Regions from separate parts of the Homo sapiens genome. Here region 1 is linked to region 2. A link is an interaction called in ENCODE POLR2A ChIA-PET data of the cell type or tissue named here. Cell type or tissue: Panc1. All regions are shown on one strand. Links, peaks and the distances in the headings refer to the core of each region. The heading gives the core; the rest is flanking DNA. Region 1 overlaps DRC3 (dynein regulatory complex subunit 3). Region 2 overlaps MYO15A (myosin XVA).

Region 1 (8,662 bases), core at 3,663-8,662, 180 kb before region 2:
TTACAGACATGCGCCACCATGCCCAGCTAATTTTTGTATTTTTAATAAAGTCAGGGTTTCACCATGTTGGCCAGGATGGTCTTGATCTCCTGACCTTGTGATCCGCCCACCTCGGCCTCCCAAAGTGCTGGGATTACAAGTGTGAGCCACCGCGCCTGACCTCCCCACCCCCCCCCCAAAAAAAAGGCCAAACACTTTGCAGAAAACATCAGCCAAATATAACACATTAAAATTCCCCCAAAGACAAGTTGATGACAAGTTATGGGAAACCGCAGGGGAAGCCATTGCATAAGAGTGGGGAGCTAGAGAGAGGCCGAGGTCTGGAACTGTCTTTGGGGGTAGAATCAGTCACCCCAACGAGGTGGAGCCAGTGTGAACAGATTGGAGAGAGTGGGAGGAAAAGGACCAAGGTCTTGGGAGGACGGAAGGCACAGGTGGAGAAGGGGTAGGGGTTGAAGGGTGTGGAGGCTATGCCTCCCCTGGAAGCAAGAGAGAAGTGTGCACAAGAGCTCATTGGGACATTTGATGAGGGACAGTTCAGGGCAGAGGATGCATATTTGCAGAAGCTGCATCCAAGTGGATGGTCAGGGAGGCAAGAGGAGGGCAGTCTTAGAGGGAAGTCTCTAAGACCAGGTAACAGGATTGTATGGCCCAACCTGGCTTTTCAGCAGACACCATCAGCCCTGCACCAGGAGTTTCTCCAGCAGTGCCCAGTGGAATGAAAAACAGAGCACAGGGGCTGCCTAGCATCAGGGACCAGCAGGGCAGAAGGACAGGAGGTTCAGGGAGGCCCAGATGCTGGGAAGGCATGTAGACAAAGATAGGAAGTAGGGCCAGCAGGGAGGCAAGAATCAGGGGTGGAAAGTGGGGGAAAATATCCCTCCTGGATGTCCTCACCAAGAGGGTTGATAAGGATGAGAATGTGGTCCAGCCACGAACGGCAGCCTGGAGTCAGCCTCACATTGTGACTGACCAAATCTACAGATCCCCCCTGTGCTGTGGTGTCTCAGTCAAATCCCTCTGGACCATTAGCAACAGAATCTACTGGAGGCTGGGCACGGTGGCTCATGCCTGTAATCCCAGCACTTTGGGAAGCGGAGGCAGGTGGATCACCTGAGGTCAGGAGTTTGAGACCAGCCTGGCCAACATGGTGAAACCCCGTTTCTACTAAAAATACAAAAAATTAGCCAGGCGTAGTGGTGGACACCTGAAATCCTAGTTACTCAGGAGGCTGAGGCAGGAGAATCGCTTGAATCCGGGCGTTGCAGTGAGCTGAGACCGCGCCATTGTGCCCCAGCCTGGGCGACAGAGCGAGACTCTGTCTCAAAAAAAATAAATTAATTAAATTAAAAAATAACCTACTGGAGCTAGCTTAAGTAGAAGAGGATTTCATGTGAGAAACAGGAAACTCTCATGAGGCCTGGACCTAGGGACATTAGGGACTGGAAAGCCAGCAAGAAGGAGGCAGCCTCTGTCTGTGTCGATCTGTCTGTCCTTTGTCTTTTGTTTTCTGATTCCCAGGTTCCCATCTCTGCTTTTCTCTGTGCATCTGCCTCCTCCCCCTCTTGCTCTCTGCTTAACTATGTACCCAGCCAGCCCACACTCCCTATTCCTCCCCAGCTCAAGCAGCCAGCTCCGATGGGCACTCTCATTCCACAGCCTCAACTTCACATCTCCCACGGGGAGGACGTGAATGGGCAGCTTGGGTCAGGGGCTCCCTCTGCACCAGGAGAAGCTTGTGGTGTGGTGTGGGGCATACACACATGACGGCCTGGAGGGGGTGAGGTGCTCAAGGAAGAGGAGCTGCAGGCTGACAGGCCTGGCTGGGGCTGCCCAGGGAGCACAGTCAGTGGTTGGTACCCACAAGCCCAAGTGAGGATGGGCATACAAAGTCAGAGGCCTGACACAGGGCCACAGTCATAAGATGAGTCAAGATCACAGGCTAGGGAGACCAGTGTGGACACCAGTCCAGTGGGTCCAGCGAGGGTCCCAGCTGTGGCTGTAGGGTCAAGGGATGAAACCCTGTGGACAGGCCCAGGTGGTTGCCAGGAAGCCCTGGAGCAGCCTTGGCGTAAGTATACAAACCCCGAGATGCAGCAGACCCAGGGCTGGGCGTGGGGCATTCCTCAGAGTGCCAGTGGCCACAAGACACTACAGGGGGAAACCTCAGCCAGACCCTGCCCTCAAACAGAGAAAGAAGCAGGCCGTGAAGGAAGAATGCGGTGTTTTTTAGGGAAAACGTGGGGGAAGATGAACCAGCCGTGCAACTCGATGGAGCCGAGGGTGATGGACGATGACATGCTCAAGCTGGCCGTCGGGGACCAGGGCCCCCAGGAGGAGGCCGGGCAGCTGGCCAAGCAGGAGGGCATCCTCTTCAAGGATGTCCTGTCCCTGCAGCTGGACTTTCGGAGTATGTATCCAAGGTTCAGGGGTGGTGGCCAGGGTGGGCCCTCCCTGGCTTTCTCTGCTCCATCTTCAAGCCCCAGGATTCCATGCAAAGTCCACGGTCGAGGTTCCCACATCAGCATTAGGGCCTACCTGGGTTACAAGGCATAGGAGCAGCACAGATGTTTGTAAAGCGTCATACTTAGTGTCTTCATCATTTGAATATCCACGACGCTCCGGATTCTGAATAAGAATAGAAAACAAGATAAAATTGTCCCACGCCAAATCTAAGTGAGCCCCCAAGACTATGCTGTTTCCATCACACAACTCCACATGGGTGTCCTTGGAGTGGGGGTCCCTGGCAGGCAGAGCCTAGGAAGTCCCACGTAGCCAGAAGCAGAGGGTAGGAAGTGTGGGAGAATGAGAGCGGGCACTGGGATGGCAGCTTCAGGGAAGGGGTGACCAAAGACAGGCTGGTAGCAGGAGGAGCACAGGCCCTTGAGGCAGGGAGGCACATCAGGAGTGAGAAGATGTGGCTCAGGACCAGGCGGACCCTCACTGCTTCAATGTCCCGTCTGTGGAATGGGATGGCTGTCATCCCTGTCTCGAGCATTGGGTGGGGGGACAAGGTGAGACAGCACGTGCACAGTGCCTGGCTCACACAGCAAGCCAGGCACAGTAAGTGAAGGCAGAGGCAGTACGAGGGCAGTGAGAGAGGTGGGCAGGGATCCTGAGACCCCCCTTTGTATCATGTGCAGGCAAGGCCACAGCAGAGTGACCTGGTCTGATTCACATTCGTGCTCTGTCTTGGGGCCCCTAGGCTGGCCGGCATCCAGTCAACAACAAGGAGGTATTGAGACCCTGCCTCAGTCCAGCCCTGCTGCCAGAGCCAGGGACACGACAGTGGGCAAGTCAGGCATGGCCCAGGCACAGCCCCACGAAGCCCATAGGCTCCCAGGGCTGACCACCCAATCAGGGAGGGCCCTGAGCCACAGCCCCGGGAGGGGTAAAGGGGCACAGAACAGGTGCGGCAGGAGGGGGCTTTTGCAGCTGACCGCTTGCCCTCTGTTTCCCCTCCCCAACCTGAGGTTCATGCAGCCAGTATTGAACACCTGCCTGTTACATGCCAGGTACTGTTCTGAGCACTAGGGATTCAACTATGAGCAAAAAAAGACAAAAGCCTTGTCCTCATGGAGCTGACATTCAACTTGATGGGGGACAATTAAATAAAATGAAGAAGGAAAATAATACTATTTGCTAAACGTAATATGTGGTGTGGAGGAAAAAAGGAAGGAGAGGAGAAAAGGGAAGTTGGGGGTGGAGTACAGTGTTTTATAGAGTGGCCAGGGGCTTCACCAAGAAGGTAACAATTTAGCAACAACTTGAGGTAGGCAAGGGAGAGAGCTGCTGTGCAGATCCACCAGGGAAAGTGGAGCAGCCAGTGCAAAGGGCCTGGGGCAGGCTGGACCCCGCCTTATCATCTCTGCTGAGGAAGCCACTGTGGAGAGACAGGTCGGGGAGGTCATGGTGTCAGCTTGGAGACAGTGGAAGGTGTTTGGCTCTTACAGTGAGTGAAGTGGGGACCCCGGGAGGGTCCTGAGCAGAAGTGGGACAGGATGGGACTTAGGATTTCACAGGACCCTGCTGGCTGCGTGAGGATAGACCGTGGAGGCCAGGGGCCGAGGCAAGGATCTAGTAAGATGGCCACTGCTGTACTCCAGTGAGTGATGACCACAGGCCTGGCCGAGGTGGTGGCCACAGGGGCAGATTTAGTGTCTTTGTTGAAGATTAAATCGGCTTTTTTTGGCAGTCCTGTCATGCTGGTAACTCATTTAGAGCTAACTGCCAAGTACATCCTGATTTGTTGTGTTGTTTTGGCTTTTCCTCCTGAACTGCTGACACCTGGGAAAAAGCCGGCATGCTGGCGTGTGTGGCAGAGCACCCGGTGTGCAGGAGCCACAGGGGGAGTGCTACTGCTGGGGGGCTGTCAGATCAGGGCCAGAAAAGGCACCTGGAAAATCCAACCCAGGGTTGGGAGGTGGCCGGGAGGCTGGGGCAGAACTGGCCCCACCCTGGAAGCACAGGTGGGAATTGTGGCCAGTATCATTCTGGGAAATCTGGCCACAAACAGGGAGCTGAAGAACAGGCACCAGTCCCACCCAGCCCTGGGAACCCAGGAGAGGCACTACGCAGCAATCCGGCTCTAGGGGAAGGGCAGTCCCACCCAGCCCTGGGAACCCAGGATAGGTGCAAGGCAGCAATCCAGCTCTAAGGGAAGGGCAGTCCCACCCAGCCCTGGGAACCCAGGAGAGGTGCAGGGCAGCAATCCAGCTCTAGGGGAAGGGCGGTGTGCCCCTCTGGACCTGGGTCAGAGAACCCTGTCCTCCCCAGAACTTTGTGCAGGGAGGGGAGCTAGGAGGGGTTCCCCACTTTCCCACTGGGACTTTCACAACCTCACAGGCAGGCTCTGCCCCTCTGAATGAATATTGAAACGGCAGCTGGACTGTATGTTTTTTTTTTGTTTGTTTGTTTGTTTTGTTTTATTGTTGTTGTTTTTTTTTTTGTAGAGACGGAGTCTCGCTCTGCCGCCCAGCCCAGGCTGGAGTGCTAGAGTGCAGTAGTGCGATCTCAGCTCACTGCAACCTCTGCCTCCTGAGTTCAAGCAATTCTCCTGCCTCAGCCTCCCAAGTAGCTGGAACTACAGGCATATGCGGCCACGCCTGGCTAATTTTTTTTATTTTAGTAGAGATGGGGTTTCACCATGTTGCCCAGGCTGGTTTCGAACTCCTGAGCTCAGGCAATCTGCCTGCCTCAGGCTCCCAAAGTGCTAGGATTATAGGTATGAGCCACTGCGCCCAGCATTTTTTTTTTTTTTTTTTTGAGATGGAGTCTCACTCTGTCGCCAGGCTAGAGTGCAGTGGCACGATCTAGGCTCACTGCAACCTTCACCTCCCGGGTTCAAGTGATTCTCTTGCCTCAGCCTCCAGAGTAGCTGGGACTACAGGTGTACACCACCACACCCAGTGAATTTCTGTATTTTTAGTAGAGACGGGGTTTCACCATGTTGGCCAAGATGGTCTCGATCTCTTGACCTCGTGATCTGCCCACCTCGGCCTCCCAAAGTGCTGGGATTACACGTGTGAGCCACCGCACCTAGCCACTAATTTGTATTTGTATTTTTTATTTTTTTGGCATGAATCTCATTTATTGAAAACATTATATTTCACCTTTCTCAAATTGAAGACTGCAAAAAATAAAAGCAGTGCTTTACTGAGTTCTCATTAACCTCAGGAGCAGCAGCGCTGCCTCTCCACGCTCCAGGAAACCCTGGCTCCCGCGTGCCACATCTGTCGCACCTCACTTTACAAAACAGTCCTGAAGCTTAATCAAATAAAACTATTGTACATTAGAAAAAGAGAGCTGGGTGTAGAAAAGCCAGGTGTAAGTTCCCTTTAAGCAAAGGCTGCTCTGCAGTTGGGGCATCTTTGCTTCCTCCAGGAAAAACAGCAGATGAACCCAAAGGGGAACAGGATGATGGCCAGGAGGATTCCCAGGAAGGTGAAGCAGTCCTCCAGCACCCTATCCCTGCAGACGGGACAGCCTCTCATGATGGCGATGGCATTGGCAGGGTACCAAGTGATAGTCCAGCTGTGGTCATTGTAGACCCTGGGGTGGTGGTTGGGTATCCCTGTGATGAGGTAAGGGGAGGGCGGGCAGCAGCAAGGGATGGGCAGCAGGGATGACGCTGTAGCCATGCAAGCTGCATGCATAGTTGCCCTGGCCGGCCCCTAGGTTGTAGGTGGGCAGCCACTCCCACAGCAGGGGCGTGTGGTCCATGGCAGCCCGGCTCAGGTCAGTCGGTCCTGGCAGGGGACACAGTGGGGGACGTGGCAGGGATGCAGCAGACTGGCTGGCTCAGGCTCCTCTGAGGCACAATGCCTCAGCACCGATTTTTATTTTTTTTTATTTATTTATTTATTTAGAGACAGAGTCTTGCTTTGTCACCCAGGCTGCAGTGCAGTGGCATGATCTTGGCTCACTGCATCTCTGCCTCCTGGGTTCAAGTGATTCTGCTGCCTCAGCCTCCTGAGTAGCTGGGACTACAGGGACACCAGCTAATTTTTGTATTTTTATTATAGAGACAGTGTTTTTCCATGTTGGCCAGGCTGGTCTCAAACTCCTGGTCTCAAGCAATCCACCGGCCTTGGCCTCCCAAAGTGCTGGGATTACAGGTGTGTGCCACCATGCCCAGCCACAGGACCAAATTTTTTTTTTTTTTTAAACAGTCTCACTCTGTCATCCAGGCTGGAGTTCAGTGGCGTAATCTAGGCTCACTGCAACCTCTGCCTCCTGGGTTCAAGCGATTCTCCTGCCTCAGCCTCCAGAGTAGCTGGGATTACAAGCGCGTGTCACCACGCCCAACTAATTTTTGTATTTTTAGTAGAGACAGGGTTTCACCATGTTGGCCAGGATGGTCTCCATCTCTTTTTTTTTTTTTTTGAGATGGAGTCTCGCTCTGTCGCCCAGGCTGGAGTTCAGTGGCGCAATCTCGGCTCACTGAAAGCTCCGCCTCCTGGGTTCACGCCATTCTCCTGCCTCAGCCTCCCGAGTAGCTGGGACTACAGGTGCCCGCCACCACGCCCAGCTAATTTTTTGTGTTTTTAGGAGAGACAGGGTTTCACTGTGTTAGCCAGGATGGTCTCCACCTCCTCACCTCCTGATCTGCCTACCTTGGCCTCCCAAAGTGCTGGGATTACAGGCGTGAGCCACCACGCCTGGCCCACAGCACCAATTTTGAAAACTTCTTTCACTTCTGTATTATTTCAGTTCTTTTAATGAGCATATTCTTTTTTTTTTTTTTTTTGAGATGGAGTCTCGCTCTGTCACCTGGATTGCAGTGGCGCGATCTTGGCTCACTGCAACCTCTGCCTCCCTGGTTCAAGCGATTCTCCTGCCTCAGCCTCCCAAGTAGCTGGGACTACAGACGTGCACCACCACGCCCAGCCAATTTTTTGTATCTTTAGCAGAGACAGGGTTTCACCACATTGGCCAGGATGGTCTCGATCTCTTGAACTTGTGATCCGCCCGCCTCGGCCTCCCAAAGTGCTGTGATTACAGGCGTGAGCCACTGCGCCCATCCTTAATGAGCATATTCTAATTTTATAAATTTTAGAAATCATTACAAAAGCAAATATGGAAAAAAGGAGCATATAAACAACAGAGCTGTACGTGGCTTCTGGGAAAACCTGGCAGACAAGTTTGGCCTCTAGAGTGTTACATATACAGTACATATTTACTTATACATATGTGTTTTTCAGAACTCTCCTGGCTGCCAGTGACAGAAACCAAACTCTGGCTTACCTAGCAAACAGAATGAACCAGCTGTGTAGCTGGCGTGGGTGGTCCTCACAGGCCACAGGGGCCAGGCACTTCCGTGATATCAGGAACCTGCCTCGTTCTTGCATGGATGACTTATCTCATCCCCTACGTATGGACATTTGGGAGCTTTTCTGCCCCTTACGTGCCTGAGGGATTCCTTTGGACATATATACAGTGTGGAGATAGATTCCATGTAGAGAAATTATAGTTCAAAGGGCACTGACTTTAAATATTTCAAAAAACATTGCCAAACAGTGCTCCAAAAAGGCTGAATGAGGCAATCAACCCTCCTACCAACAGAGACACATGTTTTCATTCTATTTATCACACTGTGGAAGGAAGGCCTCTGTCTGTGTCCTGTGTCCTAAGGTGGACCAGCCTCCTGGAGAGTCCCTGGCCTGGCCCCAGAAACAGCACAAGCGAGTCTCCTGCCCAGCCAGGTCCAGCTCACTTCCACCCCAGCAACTTTTTAGCTCCACCCTAGTAAACCTATTAGGTCTTTCTGTGGCTCTGGGTGGCAGTACCGATCCCCGCCCACCTCATAGGGACACAATGTTCCTCGATGCTCAGCCGACATCTCCAGGGTGCCTGCGTACTCCAGGGCAGGGCAGAAGAGTTCTAGGTCCCTTTTGTGTGGTTCTGCCTCACTCCTCCTGTACACTAGCACAAAACTCTGACCCTAACCTGAGACTGAAATCACCTTCCATTATTTCAGACATCCTCCGCATAGACAACCTCTGGCAGTTTGAGAACTTGAGGAAGCTGCAGCTGGACAATAACATCATTGAGAAGATCGAGGGCCTGGAGAACCTCGCACACCTGGTCTGGCTGGGTAAGGCCCTTTCCTCTGTGTGTCCACCCTAATCGAAGGTGACACCCTGACAAGGTTATTGCCTTC
Region 2 (5,000 bases), core at 1-5,000:
GCTTTCCTCTGTGTTGATCATTCCCAAACAGCCTCTCGCACAGAGTAGCAAGGTGGCAGGTCTGGGGCAACAGCTCAGCAATCCCAGAGAAAGCAAGACTGACCCAATATTTGCTGTAGAAATTCTTAAATCCAGCCTTACAGGCCTGAGTTGGTCACATGCTCAACCCTGAACCAACTATGCCTATCCCTGGGCCAATCACTGTGGCCAGGGGCTGCGGTGTTCACATTGACCAAACCTGACTTCCATGCCCATCTCCAAACCACAGGGATCCAGAGCGGGGTGGGTGGTTTCCCAAAGGAAGCCCAAGTGTTGTTCCCAGACACCAGATATCCCTACAAATGAAACCCTCACACCCAGGACCATGTGAAGATGAATTACTGTGTTCCACTCATGCAGGGCCAGCACACAGTACGTGCCCAATGTGTGCATGCTCTTGTTACCATCAGGTCCACCCTCCTGTCTCCATCTGTACTACCTCCTCACTTGCTCTCCATCTCCTCAGGATTTTTAGAACCACTCAGCTTGTCCTCCTGCTCCTCCCAGCCCTGGGCCTTACCTGGCATGACCTCTACACAGTCTCAGCAGCTTCCCCTTTTCCCAGAAGCCTCCCTAGAGAGATCCCCTACCTGTTGTGAGGCAGAGAAGAGAAGAATAGGAGAGGAAAGAGTCGCAGTGCTTCCCCTACCTGGGGAAGATGTCTGGGGCCCCATCCCCTTCTGTCCCTATCCCCAATCCTGACTTCCCAAGCAGAATATGCCTTTTGCATATCACTGCGCAGGGAGGGGCATCCTCAGGGGACAGGAGCTGCCTGAGAGTTGGAATCTGTCTCAGCTCAATCCCAGGAGGCTCTTGGCACACTCTAGTGCTGTGGCCACCTCTGCTGTAGCCCCCATGTGTCCTTGCAGGGACAGCTGCCAGCGAGGCTGGAGGCTGCTGTATATCGTGACCGCCTACCACAGCTGCTCTGAGGTCCTCCACCCACACCTCACTCGCTTCCTCCAAGACGTGAGCCGGACCCCAGGCCTGCCCTTTCAGGGTGAGAGGTCAATGAGTGGGAACCCAGGGCTGCATGCTTCTCCCTTGGGGACTGGGTGGACAGCTGGTGGGAGGGGAAACCCAGAGGGCCTCGCTCTTCACAGGTGCTGAGCAATGTTTACCAATATTAATATACTCCCCAAACATTTGTTAAGGTTTCACAGGGGCTGGCGTGGTGGTTTGTCTGATCTAATGGAGGGGGTGGTCAGGGATGACTCCTTGGAGGAAGTATTGCCCTGGGTAGGAGGGATTTCCAGGTGGAGTGAGTGACAGGAGCAAAGACAGGAGTGGGAATATGTGGTACGTGGGAGAAGAGAAGGAGGTGGGCAAGAATCCAGAGTACTGGGGTGCGGCCCTGCCTCTCTGACTGTTGGGACTCAGCAAGGGTCTTGAGGGATCTGGGCAGAGGTGGGCCCAAGCTGGTATCATCCCCCTTAGAATATGGAGAAAGGGGGGGCCACTCTTCAGCGTTGTTTCCATAGCAACCCCTGGGGCTCCCTAAGAAGGAGGCTGGGGCCCCTGTAGTCACCATGGCAGCCGTGGAGGAGATAGGAGACCTTACCCTTCCTGCCTCTGAATGCTTCTCTCTGATTCAATTAACAAACATTCAACCCACAGATGAATAGACCCAGCTCCCTATGGAAGAGCTCCCAGATGCATAAAAGCAGCAGAATGTGCCCTAGAACTCTTGACTCAAGAGAAATGGAGCACTGATGCTGGGGTCTCCTGCACTGGGAGGCCTGGGTGAGGGAGGGCAGCTGGCAGGGTATCCCAGCTGGCATGAGCAGAGCTGCATCACCCTAGCCACAGAGCCTGTGAGATACAAGCTCCCCAGTCAGCAGCTCAGGGTGACAGCGGTTTCCAGGCGTATAGGTTGCCAAGGGGACTATGGGCTAGATAAAAGGTCCTTAGCCACATGGGATGTGGGTTCAAATCCAGCTCTTAACCTCTAGCTCTTGACCTTGGGCAAGTCACTGTCCCTGTCTGAACTGTTTCCTCAACTGTCAAATGGGGGAGTAAATGCCTTCCCCACAGCTTGTGGAGAGAATGCAGTGGGCTCATGGTTGGTGGCAAGAGGAGCGAGCCCCTTTCTCCCACAGTCCACCTTGGGCGAGGCCTGAACTCCCTGCTTCTGCAGGGATCGCCAAGGCCTGCGAGCAGAACCTGCAGAAAACCTTGCGCTTCGGAGGTCGTCTGGAGCTCCCCAGCAGCATAGAGCTTCGGGCCATGTTGGTGAGCATAGGGTGGGAGTGGGTTCAAAATGAATGGGAGGCTGGGCGCAGTGGCTCATGCCTGTAATCCCAGCACTTTGGGAGGCTGAGGCGGGCAGATCACCTGAGGTCAGGAGTTCGAGACCAGCCTGGCCAACATGGTGAAACCCCGTCTCTACTAAAAATACAAAAATTAGCCGGGCATGGTGGCAGGCACCTGTAATCCCAGCTACTCGGGAGGCTAAGGCAGGAGAATTACTTGAACCCAGGAGGCAGAGGTTGCAGTGAGCCAAGATCGTGCCACTGCATTCCAGCCTGGGTGACAGAGCGAGACTCCATGTCAAAAAACAAAAACAAACACACACAAAAAAATGAATGGGAGACACAAGCCCTGCCCAGAGACCTCTCTGTCAGGTGCATTGCACTCAGGGGCTTGCAGACAGGCCCTGCGCGGTCCAGGTGCTCAAGTGTTCCTACACGTGCCAGCCCAGGATCCTTTGGCTTGGGAACTCCCAGGGCAGGAGACAAGGGCTGTCCCAGATCCTAGGACCCAACCTGTCATCCCTCTCCCACCTATCTACCCCAGGCAGGCCGCAGTTCCAAGAGGCAACTCTTTCTTCTTCCTGGAGGCCTTGAACGCCATCTCAAAATCAAAACATGCACTGTAAGTGAAGAAATGTCTCCTGCAGCCAGGTACTGGAGGGGCAGGGACAAGGACAGCCCAGGCTCCAGGATGGGGGTGGAGTAAGCCCCCAATGATGCTGAGCCCTCCCAGGCTCTCCCACAGCCCCACAAGGCAGGACTTATTTCTCAGAAGAGCAAACTGCACCTCAGAGAGGTTAAGCCTCTGGCTCAGGGTCATCCTGCAAAAAAGGGACAGAAGCAGATTTTAAACCTAAGTCTCAGACCACAAGCTGTGTTCTTTCCCTGCCTGAGGCTGATTCTCAGAGACCTCAGAGGATTGTGCGCCTTTGTGAAGAGGGCTGAGGAACTCCACACATGGCCTCTGGGGGCCTGAGTGGGGCCAGAAGGACAGAGGTCAAGCCCAACTGGCATGGCCTCATCTCTTCCGCCCCACCCCCAGGTGGCCCTGGACGTGGTGGAAGAGATATGTGCTGAGATGGCTCTGACACGCCCTGAGGCCTTCAATGAATATGTTATCTTCGTTGTCACCAACCGTGGTGAGTGCCAGGAAGACTGAGCATGCTGGGCCCATTCCCATCCCCGGGCCTTGTGCCATGTGGGGCCCTCCACCCAGATTTTAGGGCCCAAGTCAGGTGCCACTTCCTCCAGGAAGCCCCTTGACCCCCATGTGGAAGGATCTCTGTGTGTACCAAGCACGCCCAGCCCTTTATCTGTCCCTTTCTGCTTTGCTTAGTTTGCCTCACCTTATGATGAGAGCCCTCTCTCATCCCTCCCTTTGTCCCTCAGGACATGCTCAATGTGAGGACACAGGCCGTGCCCTCAAGGAGATTACATCCTGGAAAGGTTTCCATTAATAGCGCCGCATATTATGGAACCTATAGGAACCTATAGGTGCAAGCCTTCTTTCCTGCCTTTCATGCCTTAATAATGGCCAGAGAAGCCCCTCCCGAGGTGTCACTAGCCCCTCTCGAGGGCTCCTGGGACCCTAGGTGACCGTCATGCATCCCAAAGCCCCTTCCATCTGCTGACTGCCCACTCTAGATCATGGTCTTCCCTCCTGTCACCAGCTGGTCAGCTCCAGCAACCCCCAGCCAGCTCTCCCTACTGCTGCCTCAGTCCTCAGCCATGTGCCATCAGCCCTGCCTGCCCAAGTCCAGCTAAGACATTAGGGGAGAATGGCAGGTAACAAAACGGTCCTAATAACTGATATTTATTGAACGGATGCTGTGCCCCAGGTATAATTCAAAGCATTTCAGGCTGGGTGTGGTGGCTCATGCCTGTAATCCCAGCACTTTGGGAGGCCGAGGCGGGTGGATCTCTTGAGGCCAGGAGTTTCAGGGCAGCCTGGCCAACATGGCGAAGCCCCATCTCTACTAAAAATTAGCCAACCATGGTAGTGTGCACCTGTAATTCCAGCTACTCAGGAGGCTGAGGCACAACAATCACTTGAACCTGGGAGGCGGAGGTTGTAGTGAGCCATGATCATGCCACTGTACTCCAGCCTGGGTGATGGAGTGAGACTCTATCTGCAAAAAAAAAAAAAAAAAAAAAAAAAAGCCAGGTGTGGTGGCTTGCACCTTTAATCCCAGCACTCTGAGAGGCCGAGGCGGGTGGATCACCTAAGGTCGGGAGTTCGAGACCAGCCTGAGCAACATGGAGAAACCACATCTCCACTAAAAATACAAAATTAGCCAGGCATGGTGACGTTTGCCTGCCACTCAGGAGGGTGAGGCAGGAGGTTGCAGTGAGCTGAGATCGTGCCTGGGCAACAAGAGCGAAACTCCATCTCAAAAAAAAAAAAAAAAAAAGCATTTCATTCTGTGAACTCTTTTAATCCCCACGACAACCTTATGAAGTGGATGGAGACTGTTAGCTTTTCCATTTACAGATGGGAAAACTGAGGCCCAGGGAGGCTGTATTAGTTTTCTATTGTTGCTATAACAGATTATCACAAATTTAGTGGCTTAAAAAAACATAAATATATTACCTTATAATTCTGAAAGTCAGAAGTTCTAAAATGAAAATGGCATCAGGGCCAGGTTCCTTCTGGAAGCTCTAGGGAATAATTTGTTTCCTTTCCTTTTCCGGCTTCTAGAGGCTGCCCGC

Evidence for each region. ChIA-PET counts read pairs that join two places held together with the same protein. Peaks named below come from ENCODE experiments on the same cell type or tissue, not always from the same donor. Only the 100,000 strongest peaks of a DNase experiment are listed, where the experiment ranks them.
Region 1: POLR2A ChIA-PET joins it to region 2 with 5 read pairs; 2 of 35 experiments call an interaction of 5 or more read pairs at or near these places.

Annotation. Positions count from the first base shown.
Region 1 is chr17:17,975,349-17,984,010 of GRCh38, forward strand. It overlaps DRC3 (dynein regulatory complex subunit 3), which reads left to right. Exons shown (of 14, transcript NM_031294.4): 3 at 2,234-2,410; 4 at 8,480-8,596. The coding sequence starts at 2,251. It overlaps LOC107984989 (a long non-coding RNA gene), which reads right to left. Exons shown (of 3, transcript XR_001752801.2): 3 at 2,208-2,628. It also overlaps the pseudogene BRI3P3. Among named protein-coding and RNA genes, the nearest start is that of DRC3, 6.8 kb to the left of the region's middle. RefSeq lists an enhancer at 5,708-6,208. In Panc1, for the core only: no CTCF peak of the experiment used is centred there; no DNase peak of the experiment used is centred there; H3K27ac peaks cover 365 bases.
Region 2 is chr17:18,160,409-18,165,408 of GRCh38, forward strand. It overlaps MYO15A (myosin XVA), which reads left to right. Exons shown (of 66, transcript NM_016239.4): 57 at 909-1,039; 58 at 2,177-2,271; 59 at 2,836-2,913; 60 at 3,334-3,430. Among named protein-coding and RNA genes, the nearest start is that of ALKBH5, 21 kb to the right of the region's middle. RefSeq lists enhancers at 633-692, 813-952. In Panc1, for the core only: no CTCF peak of the experiment used is centred there; no DNase peak of the experiment used is centred there.